Linked DNA regions of Homo sapiens: region 2 is linked to region 1. Evidence: chromatin contacts called from ENCODE Hi-C data. All regions are on one chromosome and are shown on one strand. The core of a region is the stretch at or near the end of the contact, and the rest is flanking DNA. Distances in the headings are between cores, read along the strand shown.

What was found. Hi-C counts contacts between places; a loop is a spot of excess contacts on that map. Pooled maps may share reads with other maps.
Region 2: a loop to region 1 is called in a map of aorta, with 2.3 times the contacts of the local background. The contact joins two enhancer-like sites. A Hi-C loop is called at or near these places in 3 of 168 maps with a recorded cell type or tissue (HepG2, Panc1 and aorta), 2 of 37 single-sample maps with no recorded cell type and 3 of 50 pooled maps.

Annotation. Positions count from the first base shown.
Region 1 is chr6:2,222,934-2,227,915 of GRCh38, reverse strand. The region is part of intron 1 of GMDS (GDP-mannose 4,6-dehydratase); the gene reads left to right. Among named protein-coding and RNA genes, the nearest start is that of GMDS, 20 kb to the left of the region's middle. RefSeq lists a silencer at 867-1,161. Within about 2 kb of position 2,100, at least 5 of the 41 ENCODE cell types and tissues checked have a DNase peak (open chromatin) inside an H3K27ac peak, as active enhancers do.
Region 2 is chr6:2,440,694-2,446,511 of GRCh38, reverse strand. No RefSeq gene overlaps it. Among named protein-coding and RNA genes, the nearest start is that of LINC02521, 190 kb to the left of the region's middle. Within about 2 kb of position 4,356, at least 2 of the 41 ENCODE cell types and tissues checked have a DNase peak (open chromatin) inside an H3K27ac peak, as active enhancers do.

The DNA of each region.
Region 1 (4,982 bases), core at 851-3,350:
AACTACCCATATTTCCTGGAAATGCCACAGAACTGAAGTTGGAAGCAGGTAGGAGAGCCTATGTCTGGACAGCAAGGGGAGTCCTGGGCAGCTGCACTTACATGGACCTTGGGGAGCTGGCCCCGTTGTTGCCTTGCTGTCATGGCCACTGAGATTCAGCTGCTATTGTGACCCAGGGGACCTCTGTGTGGCACAGCCTTCTGTTCTGGAATCCCAGGGAAACAGCTCTGGCCTGCCCGCTCCTTCCTATAGTTCCAGCCACAATTGGCACCTCACTCCCTGCATCCAGTGCAATCTCAGGTGTCTCCTGCTGTGCTTGCCTTTTCCACAGTCACTCTCTAGGAACTACTGAAATTCTCACTAGAATCAGCTGTTTCTCTAGATATGGAGCTTGTTCCAAAAGAATACTTTGCTTTTTTGTTGATGTTCTGACCTTTGATTTCAGTCCTCTCCAAAGATAAGAAACTTGCCATTTGTAGTTGAAGCATCCATAAAGCATGGTTCTGATGTTGGTGGTGTAATAGAATTACTTGGGCAGGTTGAATAACTCTTGGCTCTTCTATGCAGTTCAGTGGGCTTAGGGTAGAACTTGGAGCTGGCTGTTTTTAGAAACATTCTGAGGTGTTTGAAAAGTGAGGTGTTGTGGTTGAGAACCATTCATTTATGGGGACCGTAGTAGTGACTTGAAACATTTTATATATATATATGACATATATATGGAAATATATATATTTCATAAACTTTTTTCCTTAACATTTATTCAGAATAGTAAAAATAATGTTCACTATTGAAAAATTGGAAGTATAGGAGGATATAAAGTTTCAGGGGGAAAAAAAACAACACCCGCAATCCCACCACTCAGAAGTAATTACTGCCTGCATTATCTTTTCTTCATTGTTTTGACTAACTTGTTACTGATTGACTTCACTGCTTTTCAGCAAATGTTACTGGCCTTGAGTTGGATATGGAACTTAAATTCCATCTGGAATCATTCCTGGATGATTCTTTCAGAGTCATCAAGTACTGATTGAGTACGAGGGACTCCAGGGATGAATGCATCTGGGGGTCTAGGGTGAGGAAAATCCCAGCCTCAAGAGATCTTGTTAGTTAACCAGCTTAGCACCTCCTATTATGATTGTCATAGACATTTGTGTGTATATTTTAGTTCACATGTTAGGTGTTTTTAATGGTTTCATATTATTTTGAGTGATAGAATTTAGGAGAGTAAATGCTAGTAGAATCAGAGTTCATTAGTTTTTGACATGTTATATGCAAACACTTAAAAAAATTCCTGTGATGTTTGCTGAAGTTTGCATTTCCAGATACTCATATTCCATTTCTGTGTATTCTGATAGGAGGGTTATAATATCTCTGTTGTTGGGGCTATTGCTCTGGAGTATTTATCGATTAACTTTTGTTAATGATATACTCTGTGAAAGCACTTTATTAACTGGATTAAAAAAATTAATTGTAGCACACAGTAATGCGAAAATTTAGTTGGAATGTTGCCCTTATGGACAGTTATCATAGGCAGAATCTAACTCTTAGATGGGAACAGCAATCATGATCTCACAGGTCTCCTACAGCTCTGACAAATTCTTTCAAAATTAGTGAACTGCATTCTGGGTCTCTACTATAGAAGAGTCTCTGACTTCACGGGTTTCATGTTATTTCTACCCAGGAATCAGGATGCCTCACCCAAAGGCAGTTTTGACAAAATTAAAGTATATTGTTGGTGAGTGTCCAGAAGAGAGTGAAAACTGGGATGGCCTGGCTCAGTGTTGGTCTAGCAGAAACTACCTCTAGTGTAATTGTTTCCTTTCTCCCTCCTCTTTGTTTTCTGCCTCTATTTCATTTCTTTCTTTTCACAGTTTTTTCTTTTCTATTCCTCTCTCTTTTTTTCTTTTCTTAGGTTAGGCTTTCAGGGGCTGGAATGGGAGCAGAGTTCACCTGCCAGGAAGTGAGAATGGCAGGAAAGCTGGAATGGCAGTCCTTGGCTCTCCTGTGGTCGAGGTCTGATTACCTTCTAGGTAGTCATTGTGTCCCAGGAGATTTCAGAGAACAAACAGTGGAATCTTATTTAAATAGTTCTGTTAGGAGCATTAATGTTGTTTGTAGGTCATGGTCCAGATGGAAGCTGGCCCTTTTCTGACAAATACCTGGAAACATTTCCTTATTCTACTGTACGTTAGGATTTTGCAATCATTCTTTTCTGATCCCTAGCTTACTGGATAATCACAAAGGCTTTTTACTTCCTTTGTGCTGTAATATTGATCATCTGTGTTGGTTGGTTTACAGCCAACACACTGATCCGGATGCAAGCCGGAAAATCTAAGGGTTGGCAAATGATTCGTCATTTGCATAGAACAGCCTAGGACTCTTCAGAATGAACTTATGGAAGAGAGCTGTGGCATAGGAGCAGGAGAAGGTACAAGTTAGGGAGCAGTTTGGTATTGCACTTCATCTTTAGTTCAGCTTTGTTGCAGGGATCAAGACTGCAAGTTAAAGGGCAAGTTAGGGGGCACCTCTGTCTTTAATGAGATCATAGGATAAAGGCTTATTTATTTGTTTGTTTGTTTATTTATTGAGACAGGGTCTTGCTTGGTTACTCAGGATGGAGTGCGGTGGTGCAGTCTTGGCTTACTGAAGCCTTGACCTCCCCAGCTCAGACAATACTTCTGCCTCAGCCTCCCGAGTAGCTGGGACCACAGTTGTGCACTACCATGCCCAGCTAATTTTTTTTTTTTTTTGTATTTTTTATAGAAACGAGGTTTCACCATGTTGCCCAGGCTGGTCTTGAATTCCTGGGCCCAAGCGATCCACCCACCTCGGCTTCCCAAAGTGCTGAGGTTACAGGCCTGAGCCACCATGCCCGGCCAAGGCTTACTGTTCATCTCAGGTAGCGTCTGACATCGTGTGGACGTACGTGCGTTCAAATCTCCTCTCTGCCAGTTCTCAGTTCTGTGACTTTCAAGTAATTATTCAGCCTCTCTGTGCCTCAGTTTTCTCTTTTGTAAAGTGAGGATAATGGTACTAGCCATAGGTGAGGGTTGAAGGACACAGTGTCTGGCACATAATATTAATAAATATTCATTAATGTTTTACTCTTGGCTGTCCTGAACATTAGTCTGCTTTGACCTAGAATTCTTTTCCTGAAGACACGCTATAATTTTGATGAGAGTAAACAACTAACTCTTATTTGCATGTTCAAATAAACATGTTTTTATGAAGGTACTTGGTGTTCATTAACAAATGCTATACTTATGATTTTTTTTCTCTGAGACATAATACCAAACTTGTACATAAAATATTTCTGATCACTGATCTTCGCTCCTATAACTATAAAATTATATGTAAAATAGCTAAAAACTACTCAGTGCACTCTTTAGAATATATGTATTTCTCCTATGAGAAGCATCATTGAGATCTTTATTTGGGAAGCAATTAGGTTGCAAATTGAAAACAGTTTCCAACATCATCACCAAACTGAAAATGCCAAGTTGTCTGAGTCTAATGTCCAGAAGTCATTGTGGCCCTGTGGTCAGTGTTCTGCATTAGGGATCCCTGCAACAGAGCTGAATTAAAGATGAAGCACAGTAACCCAACACCTGTGTCAATAAGGGTGGATAATTTCTAGGGTTCCACAACGGGCTGTCAGTATCTTTCTCATTATTCCCCCAGCCTTTGTTTCACAGCCCAGTGGCTTCAGTCACTATGTCCATTTTCTTATCTCTTAAGGACTGTTCAACTCATTATATTTGGTTGCTTTCCCCATCCTACCCTAAACTGTTGTTATATAAGATCTTCTAAATTACCTTTCACGGCTAAACCCTGCAACTTCAGTCCTTGTCTTACTTGCTTTGTTGGCGTGTGTTATCACTGTCACTTTTCCTCTTGATTTTCCCTCCTCTGCTGGTTTTCCTTGTACCTCTTTGTCAGTGCATTGTTCTGCCCACCCTTGCAGGTTAGTGTGTCTTAACATACCATTCCTGACTCTCTCCTACTTTGTTCACTTTCTATGTCTACAACTGCAGTCACTCTTCCCTTGTGAATCCCAAAGCCTTGTCTCCAGTCCAGATTTGTTTCCTGAGTTCCAGACCCTGAGTTCCAAATGCCTCAACATTTCCATGTAGGTATTTCATAGACATCTCCTACTCCACATGTCCCTCCCTTCTATCATCTCTGTGTTTTTCCCCACCCTATTTCAAAGCAGGACCACAATCCATTTGGGAGCCAAAGTCAGAAATCTTGGAGTCATCCTATCGTCCTCCTTTCCCCTCACTCCTCATGTCTTCACCAGCAGGTCCTGCTGATTTTACCCCACTAGCATAGCTTTGGTAGCGGTGTCATCTCTTGTCCTTTCCTTGCCCACATCAGTTACCTTGTCCTGCCTGGGCTGTTATAGTAACCTCCTACCTGGTCTTCTGCTTCCAGTCTTTTTTTTTTCCATTCATTTGCTGCCAGTGAGTTTTAGCTGGAGTGACCATCTGATCATGTCAGATGGTCGCTCCTCAGCTTAAACTATTGGTGGCTCTCTCTTGCCCTGGGGGGAGTGTAAACTCTCCAGTGTCCCAGTGCCTTTGTGACTAGCACTTTCCTGCCTTTGCACCACATGCCCCCTGGCTTGTGTGTGTTTTGTAACCCAGCCATTTTGTACGGATAGTTTCTTGAATTCACCATATCCACATTAGTCATGGTTCTCTGGAGAAACAGAACCAGTGGGATGGATGGATATGGATATATATATATGTGTGTATATATATATAGAGAGAGAGAGAGCGCGCTATTGATTGATTGATTGATTGATTGATTGATTTGAAGGAATTGGTTCATGTCATTGTGGGGGCTGGCAAGTCTGAGATTTGCAGGGCTGGCTGGCAAGCTAGAGACACAGGAAAGAGTTGATGTTGCAGCTCCAGTCCAACATCTAGGCCGCTTGGAGGCAGAATTAGTTGTTCCTCCTGGGTAATGTCTTTGAGTGG
Region 2 (5,818 bases), core at 3,107-5,606, 220 kb before region 1:
CAGGGTATACCTATATCACAGCATCATGGTGTACCCCATAAGTATATAAAATTTAATTTGTCAATTAAAAATTAAAAATAAATTTTAAAACTTAATAAATGAAAAAAGTCACTGAAAAGTAAAAGAAAAATAACATTTTTTCTAGGTGCAAAACAGTTTTTTTGGAGATGAGGTCTCACTCTGACACCTAGGCTGGAGTACAGTGGTGCTCACTGCAGCTTCAAACTCCCAGGCTCAAGCAATCCTCTCCCCTTAGCCTCCCAAGTAGCTGAGACTAAAGGTGTGTGCCACCATACCTGACTAATTTTTAAAATTTTTTGTAGAGTTGGAGTTTCGCCATGTTGCCCAGGCTGGTTTGGAACTCTTGGGCTTAAGTGATCCACCCACCTTGGCCTCCCAAAGTGCTGGGATTACAGGTGTGAGCCACCATTCCCAGCCAGATGCAAAACAATTTTTAATTAAAAAAAATTGTAGATTTTTCTTAAAAAAAAAAAAGAAAGAGAAAGGAAGAAAGAAAGAAAGAAAGAAAGAAAGAAAGAAAGAAAGAAAGAAAGAAAACTCAATGTAACACCAGAGAGTAGCCCAAGGACTGAGCAGAGGAAAGCCTACTGCCACTGCCATTAGCACCAACACACGTGATACAATGAAGAGATCAAAACCCAGTGTATAATTATTATTGTTGAATCCCCCAAAATGTCACCAGTCAATTAACTGCTAATTAAGCAAAATTAAGTTTATTTGAGCTCATTGCAGGAAGAGACAACATCACCTTAACGGAATCTTAGCAGAGTCTCAGAAGAACAAAGCCAGCAGTGGAGCCTTCTGACTTTGGGCTCTGGGCTCGAGTTGTTTAAGGCAGGTATTCCAAGGTAAGGAATGATAGGGACTGGGCATTTGGGATTGGTGGATGCATCAAAATGACTGTCTCGAAGTGAGTGTGGGTAAGTTCACTGTTTTTTAAATAAGCAAGCTGTTTGCCTTGGTGAGCAGGCTATTTTCTCCAATAAATTGACTGAAGAAATTTCCTGAAGCAAACAGTGAAAATAATTTTTGATTTTCAACCTTATCTCCCCTGGGCAAAGTGTCCCATGAACAAACAAATCATGTTGACATGGGTGGTCTCAATTCTATCTTCACACAGCAACTTTTGGTTTCAGTTGAACCCTAATAGAGAGTTCCTACTTACATGATCACCCACTATATGCTGAGCACGTTCTACATGTTTTATGAAGAAACATGAAAGTAACTATTGGTGTCCCCATTTATTGACAAAGAAACAAGTCTAAAAGCTATTAAGTCATTTGCAAAACCCTTCTGGATCAATCATTTCCTGAAAGAAAAAGATGGCACAGAAGTAAGTTTTATCTGACATAAATAGAAACTGAGGCAGGTTTAAAGGTTTGGGCCAAAGTCTACAGCCCTCTGGAATGACTCTAGGATGACTTTGAAGGATGTGAACTTTGTTCGCCTCATCTCCTGTCTATAGATCATAAGTAATTGCGGTTTTTGCCATTAAAACTTTTGCCATTACTTTTAAATGGCAAAAACCTCAATTACTTTTCCACCAACCTAACAGCATATTTTCCTCCTCCTTCCTTTTTTTTTTTTTGAGACAGAGTCTTGCTCTGTCACCCAGGCTGGAGTGCAGTAGTGCAATCTCGGCTCACTGCAAGCTCCACCTCCCGGGTTCAAGCTATTCTCCTGCCTCAGCCTCCCGAGTAGCTGGGACTACAGGCGCCCGCCACCACGCCCAGCTAATTTTTTGTATTTTTAGTAGAGATGGGGTTTCACCGTGTTAATCAGGATTGTCTCGATCTCCAGACCTCGTGATCCGCCCACCTCGGCCTCCCAAAGTGCTGGGATTACAGGCATGAGCCACCGTGCCCAGCTCCTCCTCCTTCTTGATGCCCCTTTACATCAAGAAAATCACAGTTCCTGTCCAAGAGAAGTTCACAGTCTGATTTATTCACTTAACAACTAACTTAGCATCTACTCTCCCTACTCGCAAACTGAATAGTATGGGCACCTTAAGACCCCACACCTCAGGACGGGGTTTGCACTCAGAAGGTCACCTTTCCCCAGCGTGGACTTCATGTGAGGCATGAGAAACTATCACGTTACTTTCCTAAGGAATTAAATGGTCTGAGCACTGTAGCAACTTTTCTTTCTCAGTATAATCCATGAAAAACATGGCCTAAATCATGATAACACTAAGCCCCAAATTTTCAGAGTAGGACATGAAATTATATCTTAGTGACTTCCTTTGACCCAAAAGAAAAATGCAAAGCTGGCCTCACTTGGTTTATCTTCATGTTAATCGTGAAGGAGGAGTGTGTTTAAAACACCAGCAGACGAATGCCATTTTTCAACTTTTTCCACACAATGTTAGGTGCCTCTTGAGCTACGGTATTTGTTTAAATCATCGACTCCAATGACCCTACTCTCTCTATTTATTATGCTTTGGATGAAATAATATTGTAGGAGTTCCTATTTTTTAAATTCCATGCTACTATAAAATATACACTGGATCCATCACTATTTCACCAATCCGTTCATGACTTTGAAATCATAAATGGGTTAGCTTCAAACCTTCCTTTTCTGAGAAAAATAAGATAAACCCTGTTTCATTTACTTTGGAAAGTGCTAGCTTCTTTATTTCAAATACACAGCTCAGATTTATGTTTTCTTTTTAATAGATTTTTCTGTTTTTCTAATGCCTAGCCTGGATGATCATCTTTGGAAAACAGAACTGCTTTTGGACAAATGCTGATATCACAGATTAAAAGGGGATATAACTCTTTACACATGAAAGGGAAGATTTCCCTTAGTTCTTACCTCAGCAATAACAGCAGCAATAGATTCTATCCAAGAAGTTTTAATCACATATGTCAGCATGACATTTTTATAATAAAGAGAACTTAATTATTAACTGATCACAAATTAACTATCTATTATTGTGTTGGGCCAAATATTGTCTAAAATGAATGATCATTCTTTCTTAAAAATTCTTTCTTCCTCAAAAAGATTATATCAATTTTATTAATTGTAATGGGAGTATATTTACGTAGCTAACATACCAATGTAAACATAGGCATGATATAAATCTGTAAATTAATAGCAACACTGAAGCTATTTGAAATAACATAGTTACGTTTTGGCCATTAAGATTGACAAATAGGCCAGGTGCCATAGCTCACACCTGTAATCCCAACACTTCAGGAGGCTGAGGCAGGCAGATCTCTTGAGGTCAGGAGTTCGAGACCAACCTGGTCAACAAGATAAAACCCCGTCTCTACTAAAAATACAAAAAATTAGCCAGGTGTGGTGGCACTTGCCTGTAGTCCCAGCTACTTGGGAGGCTGAGGCAGGAGAATCGTTTGAACCCAGGAGGCATAGGTTGCAGTGAGCCAAGGTTGTGCTGCCACACTCCAGGCTGGGACTGTCTCAAAAGAAAAAAAAGAAAAGAAAAGAAAAAAAAGATTAGCAAATACATAATTGGAATAGTTGATATACCTGTTATTTCTACCCTGTCCAACCTACGGGATCTCTTTATGAGTAAATGGAATCAGGGACTTTGAAACTATGCTTAGTGTTACAAATAGCAAGTTATAAAAAAAGTGACCATTTAGAACAGCGTTTCTCAATCTTTTACTCATTACCACCCCTCCGCCAAGGAACCCTTTTTAGACATCTTCCCTAATCAATCCCCCGTATGATTCTAATATCACAGATATAGTGTTTATGTACTACATATATGTATATCTGTGACTTATATATAAAAAGGATTTTTAAAACACACCCCTTAAGAACCAATTTTTATTCATCTGGGGGCAGTATTACCCCTACTGATTTTGAGGATTTAAAAATATAGAGAAAGATAGCAGCCCCCAAATTCCCACTTGGAAAGAGGGTTGTTCTACTTTTCTTGAATCACAGCCAAAAACAATGGGCCTAGATCAAAATAAATACAAAATCATTTTCTGGGATTGGGTGGGGAAAGATAAATCTTCATTTCTAAGCTGACTTTTTTCCCCTGAAAATATTAGTTGTTATCTAACAGCAGTGAGCCTATTACTGACTGAAAGGAAATGTTGACCTTTGGTACTCAGCCCTGTATATGACCATAAACACGACTTCACCCATTACCATCATCACTCACTCATTCACTTCCTGACATTTGCCCAACCAGCTCTGCCTCAGGAGTTAGAGATGCAAGGAAGGATAACACTCAACTTGAATTTCTTCATTCCACTAATGAGACCAGCAATCTTAGAAGTAGTAAAAAAGTAAACAAATCTATGTATTCCAAAACACCTAGAATGTCTAAAGAAAGAAAGTGTATTGCTATTTCTGGAAGAGAAATAAAGCATAACATTGAGAGGCAGTGATTATGAATCACAGCCCTGTTACCGTGTACATAGAGACAATTTCCATTCTTTTGAATAAGCAAACCAACAGCCTGACTTTGGCCATCCACAAGTGTGTCAACAAATCTGCCTTAAAACTGACTTGCAAAAGTTTGAGTTACAACTTTAAAGGGCTCATAAAGGAATGGTGAGATGGTGTCTTGTGGCAGCCAGCTTCTACTTTGAATCTAATTAAGTATTTCAACCACTGTAGGTTAAAACGTTGATTCCCAAATGGGGCTTCCACACGGGAGTTGTAGTTTTTCAAAACAGTTGCCTCCTCCATTTGTTTTTGTCTCCAGCCAGCCTTAAACCTCAGGCACCACCTGCTTTAAAAGTTCCCTTTCACAGCCATGATGTAGTGGGAGGACATGCAGCTTTGGCAAGATCATGGTTCACTGAAAAGCAACTTTGCACTAGCACGCCATTTATTTCTGACATGCTGGCAAAATTGAAAAAGGCTTTAACTCCACAAGGGGTAACATTTTTCTTTAGGAAAATTGTCAACACAGGTAAAACAGCTGTGGGCAAATTAAGAGAAATTAGCTATTGAGTCAAATTCCTGTAGCTTGGGGATGATTTTCATTGACATAAACGTAGTCTAAAGTCATAAAAAGGAGTGTTTCCCAAACGAGATCCAGGGATGCTGATGATAGCGAGTCTGTGATCTATCGTCCATCTGAGAGTGAAGGGGGAAATCACATCATCCCTAACTATTTGGCTGCTCCTACTCTTGTTAACAAGGGCCGAGAGCCCCAGTAAGTAAGTGGTGGGAGGAAGGTCAGCACAGATGGGGATGTGGGGACAAATCACATGCATATGACCACCAAAAAGGGAGCTGATGTCAAACGGTATCCCAGAGGCTGGCCTGGCCAAGCTCCTCAGACAGTCTCCATCTTCTCTATGATTTAAAAGCTGCAAAGAGTATGAATGTTGTGAGAGACAATTTTGATGGTGTAAGTCTTATAAGAAGTCTGGGAAAGAATAATGGCAAAAGCCCCTTTTCACCAACTAAGAAAGAAATTACAGCCTTTCCAAAATTCCTACCCATAAGTCCAGATTTTAAACTTGGCTGCTGTCTATGAAATAATAATAATAATGAGGGCTTCCTTTGTCCAAGAGATGAGTTTCAGGGGAGAGGTAGAAAGAAGACAAAGACAGCAAAACAGATTGTCAGGGTGAAAGTAAGAGTGTAGGTGGCTATGGAGCAAGAGAGAGAATAAAATGTAGTCAAAAGAATCAGAGCACCTAGTGTTGAATTGTTCATTTACATCAACATTTCCAAAAGTATCTTCCCTGGACCATAAGTTAACTATGTTCAGAAATGCATGTTCATCTCTCACATGGTGTTTAACAGTGTCTATTTCTATATTCAATTCTCTAAGGAGTCCTGCAATGTGGGATATTTACTG